Linked DNA regions of Homo sapiens: region 1 is linked to region 2. Evidence: read pairs that join two places in POLR2A ChIA-PET (ENCODE). Cell type or tissue: CD4-positive, alpha-beta T cell. All regions are shown on one strand.

Region 1 (2,500 bases), 430 kb before region 2:
CAACAATGCCTTCCTCTCAGGGCATGGGGGACAGCGAAGGAGAAAAGGAGAGGTAAGTGAAGCGAGGGGAGAAACCAGGCTTCCTGAAGGTGACTGTGGAACCAGCCACTGCAAGGGCAGCTCGGGCACCTGTGGGCTCTGGAACTCGCCTTTGCGGAGTGCCTGCCTGGCCCAGGTCCCCACACTGCACCTGTACTTCCTGTTGTTGAGGTTGCCCCTGTCTCTTCAGGTTCATTCAGGATACTGAAAAGGGGCAGAATCATCAACAAATATTTGCTTAAGTAATTGAAAAGAAAGGGAGGCCGGAAGAGGAGCTTATGGAGATGAATGGCTTCTAGAATTTCCTTCTTCAAGGCAAGATTTGAGGACAGGGACTGGTTTATGTGAGTGTTTTCCTTTTTGAACATTTTTTTTTTTTGAGGCAGGGTCTTGCTCTATTGCCCAGGTTGGAGTGTAGTGATGCGATCTCGGCTCATTGCAACCTCTGCCTCCCAGGTTCAAGGGATTCTCGTGCCTCGGCCTCCCAAGTAAGCTGGGATTACAGGCACCCGCCACCACGCCTGGCTGATTTTTTGTATTTTTAGTAGAGACAGGGTTTTACCATGTTGCCCAGGCTGGTCTCGAATTCCTGACCTCAGGTGATCTGCTCACTTTGGCCTTCCAAAGTGCTGGGATTACAGGTTTGAGCCACCGCACCCGGCCTTCTTTGTCATTTCTCAATCCTGGAAAGACTTTTCTTTGAAAAGGGAAAGGAGGTGTTTTTGGATGGAGATGCTGGGAAGTAGCAGCTTTCAGGAGGCGTGGAAGGAGGGAAGTCGAGGCTAAAGTGTCAGCTGTGGAGAGAGTGGCAGGAGCAGCCGTCAATCATGAAATCACTTTTGCTATGGCACAAGGCAGTATGCACGTTTATGCTGCCACAGAGATGTGGTGGAATCAAAACACCGTCTAGGTGTTTTCCCCAACAGGAAGTGGTTCACTGATAGGTGGAGCTGAGGTATGACTTAAGCCACAAAGAGAACAAACAAACCAAACTTCACTGCATGAGCCTGGGCAGCTGGGGGCAGCTCCCTACACACAGGGCAGGCCTGGATCTAGGGAGATTGGGAAGCCAGTGGCACCTACTTCATCTGCCAGGGGACAACTTGCTTCTGTTGCTGCCAGCACTGGGTGGTGTTGAAACGCTGGGCTGGACTGTGGTCGCTTAGGCAGCAGACAGACTTCCCAATGAGGCCCTGGGGCTAGGAGGGCAGAGTGTTGGTGGGATAGGTCCCTGAATATAGGGGACACAGGTCCTCTTATAATTTCCACCTACAGCTCTCTGCATGCCTGAGGGTATTTCCTGAAAAGTTTGTATACAATGACTGCAAATAATCAAAATGAGTAACTGTAGAAGAAAATCGGAGGTGTAAATATTAGAAACGAGGAGCAGAATTATCACTATTAATTAGCAAATGACTTTTTTCCTTCCCACAAAAGCAAACAAATCCATCTCTACACACTCTACTTCTGCATGGTTTTGAATTTTAAACAAATGGAATCGTATTCATCTTTCATGTCTGGCTTCTGTTCAATGTTCTGCTTGTGACATTTGCCAATGTTGTAGACAGTTTCGGTTCATTTTCTTTGCCATAAAGTATTCCATAAGACTATACTACATTTTATTTGTGCTTTACAGTGTCGATGGATATTTTTGGTGAGTTGCTTCAGTTTGGACTCTTATAAACAATGCTGCTGTATCATCAATCTTATGCATGCATTTCTGTCCAACTGAATGAAATGACTGTGCCTTTTTTCTTTCTTTTTTTTTTTTTTTTTGAAATGGAGTCTCACTCTCTTGCCCAGGCTGGAAGTGCAGTGGCGTGATCTCGGCTCACGGCAACCTCTGTGCCCCACCCCGCCACGGGGGTTCAAGTGATTCTTCTGCCTCAGCCTCCCGAGTAGCTGGGATTACAGGTGCCCATCGCCACACCCAGCTAATTTTTGTAATTTTAGTAGAGATGGACTTTCACCATGTTGGCCATGCTGGTCACGGACTCCTGACCTCAGGTGATTGGCCCACCTCGGCCTCCCAAATTGCTGTGATTAGCGGCGTGAGCCACTGTGCCCGGCCCCTTTTTTGTTTTTAAGAGACAGGGTCTCGCTCTATTGCCCAGGCTGCTGTATTGCAGTGGTGCAATCATGGCTCATTGCAGCCTCGAACTCCTGGGCTCAAGCAATCCTGCCACCTCAGCCTCCCGAGTAGCTGGGAGTACTACAGGTGTGTGCCACCATGCCTGGCTGATTTTTTTTATAGTAGAGATGAGGTCTTGCTATGTTGCCCAGGCTGGTCTTGAACTCCTGGCCTGAAGCCATCCTCATACCTCAGCATCCCAAAGTGTTGGGATTATAGGCATGAGCCGTGGTGCCTGGCCATTGGGTCTTAAGTTTACCTGGTATCTTGAACTGTAGTAAATACTGCCAAGTTCTCTAGTGTGGTGTAGCACTTTACGCTCTCACCAGT
Region 2 (2,500 bases):
GGGAGGGGAGCAGAGGGGAAGGGCTGGGCAGGCGTAGCAGCTGCAGCCCTGTCTGCCGCCCCTGGAGACTCAAGCTCACAAATGGCCTATAGTCTGGGGGCTGGGTTGCAGAGTCCTTGTTGCTTAGGGTTGCTGGATTTAGCAAATAATAATACCAGATGTCCAGTTACATTTCAATTTCAGATCAATTACAAATAATGTTTTAGTATCGGTATTTTCCAAACATTGCATGGGACATACCTACATTAAAAAATTACTTGTTTACCTGTTAGAGGAGGCAGTTAGGAAAGACCTCTCTGAAGAGGACATTGGGCAGTGATCTGAGTGAAATCAGGGACACAGCAGTGCAGATCTAGGGGAAATAATGGAGACAGAGAGAACAGCAGGTGCAAAAACGTGGCTGAGGAGCCCCAGAAAGGCCAGCGTGGCACGGTCTCCCATTTTAGTGTGAGCTTGTTGAAGTGTGGATTCCAGGCCCTGCTTCTAGTGCAGTAAATATGGGGTAGGTACGGGACCCCATCAAGAAGCTCAGTTCGCATCTATCCTATTCCCTACTCCTTCTCAAGTTTTCAGACACAGTCCAGGGTATGAAATGCACCATCGTGGGCTCAGAGCTGGGGGGAGCCCCTCAAGGACCACCTGGTGCAAACCTCTCCAGTTACTGATGAGGAAACTGAGCTCCAGGGGGTCTTTAAGGACCTCATCCAAGGGATCTGGTCAGAGGAGAGCATGGTGCTTTTGTGCACAGCCAGGTCCAGGTCTTCCGGGGCACTTCTAAAAGGAGTTTGGGGAGCAGCGTGTGGTTTTTGGGGAGCCCCCACCCACTCCCCAGTGCCTGTGGCTTTGAAGCTAGGGCTTCCTGCATGGCCCTGTTGGGCCCTGCTGATCCTAGAGGTCTCACGGCTCATGGCCCAGGGTCCCTAAGGTTGTGTCCACCTTCTGGCTTTCTGGCCCCTTAACCTTTGGCAAATACTTGCCGGTCTAACTTGAGTTCCTTGCTAGAGCTTGTTTCTTTCTTCATGTTTGAAAGAACATAAAAGAGAGAGAAGGGACAGTTAGAGCTATTTATGGAGCCGCAGCCCTAGAAAGCTCCTATCTGTTCTTTCTCCAAGCAGGAAAACCAATTGTAGGCCTCTGACCTCCTCCCTCTCCAGCTCCCAGTGGCCTCCGAGAGCCCCTTGAGCTGCAGAGAGATGCGGACTCTGCAGGCCCCTCACTGCCAGCACCTTCATCACCGAGAGCCTCCACCTGGGCTGGTGGTGGGGGTGGAGAGAATCAAGGAGCAGGAAGAGAGGTGAAGCGACACCGCCGAGGAGCCCCCTGCTCTGTTCTTCATCCTAGACACAGGGAGCACCGGCTTCTCCGCAGCCTTGCCTGGCGCTGCCCTGCAGCCACCCACCCCCCTTCTGAAGGATGCAGCCAGCACAGAGAGAGGGAAGCGAGACAGGAAGTGACCTCAATTTCCCCGGCCACAGAAAGGGCGGCTCCCCCTGCCTCTGCAGCTGGGTGTGAGTCCGCGGAGCTGAGAGCCTTGCCCTCTGCTCCATCCTCCTCTTTTGGGGGTCTCCGCGGTGTCAGGACTTGGAGAGCCTGGTCGTGGGACTTGATCAGAGAGGCCTTGAGTGCAGTGGGTGCTTATCTGGTGACTGTGGCCCTGAGGTCTGGGACAGACACTGCCAGTCTTTCTGGGCCACACCCACGGGGACTGCCAGCCCCCCTGGGCTTGGCACAGTGGAGGGGAGCCTCCACCACAGTGGAGGAGAGACACACCCAAGGCCCTGGATGTGCCCGGCTCTCTGCAGCTGTGGGTGCCTCAGGCCGGCCGCCGATGGGTCTCAGTTTCTGAGGGGGTGGCAGTGAAGTTGCAGAGAAGAAACCTATGAAGGTGCCCTGTCAACTGCCACACGCCGAGATGCACATTGACAGCCCATCACCGCCTCTTGCCTGTCCTCCCCGGGGACCGGCAGATCATGGGAGATGATTTGTCAAGGGGAGACACATTTGGGTGACACCAAGCCGAGCTTCCTGTCTTGAGACGCTTTCTGCTTTCTCATCTTCCTGCTAATGAGTTGCCTTTTGTGTGTGTAAGTTCAGAGGGCCTCTGTCACTGGTGTAACCTCTCCAGAACATTTGAACATGAAACAAACATCATTTCTCTAGATTAAATTAAATTAATTCCCAGCCGCACCTCCTGAGAGGAATCATCCACTGGGTTCCTGGGCGGGGAGGGGTCCTCACTGCATGTGTCAGAGGCGTGTGAACCAGAGCAACTCCATCTTGTATAGGGGCTGGGGAAAATGAGGCTGAGACCTACTGGGCTGCATTCCTAGATGGTTAAGGAAGTCACAGGATGAGATAGGAGGTCGGCACAAGATACAGGTCATAAAGACCTTGCTGATAAAACAGGTTGCAGTAAAGAAACTGGCCAAAACCCACCAAAACCAAGATGGCCATGAGAGTGACCGCTGGTCATCCTCACTGCTACACTCCCACCAGCACC

What was found. Peaks named below come from ENCODE experiments on the same cell type or tissue, not always from the same donor. Only the 100,000 strongest peaks of a DNase experiment are listed, where the experiment ranks them.
Region 1: POLR2A ChIA-PET joins it to region 2 with 31 read pairs; 11 of 35 experiments call an interaction of 5 or more read pairs at or near these places.

The regions. Positions count from the first base shown.
Region 1 is chr1:225,895,784-225,898,283 of GRCh38, reverse strand. No RefSeq gene overlaps it. Among named protein-coding and RNA genes, the nearest start is that of LEFTY1, 7.9 kb to the right of the region's middle. RefSeq lists enhancers at 851-960, 1,101-1,310, 1,254-2,017. In CD4-positive, alpha-beta T cell, no CTCF peak of the experiment used is centred here; DNase peaks (open chromatin) are centred at 183 and 953; H3K4me3 peaks cover 826 bases; H3K27ac peaks cover 1,939 bases.
Region 2 is chr1:225,466,773-225,469,272 of GRCh38, reverse strand. It overlaps LINC02765 (long intergenic non-protein coding RNA 2765), which reads left to right and starts at 1,501. Exons shown (of 3, transcript NR_187303.1): 1 at 1,501-2,084. RefSeq lists enhancers at 1,129-1,408, 1,539-1,798, 1,849-2,148. In CD4-positive, alpha-beta T cell, no CTCF peak of the experiment used is centred here; DNase peaks (open chromatin) are centred at 846, 1,462 and 2,002; H3K4me3 peaks cover 1,662 bases; H3K27ac peaks cover 2,350 bases.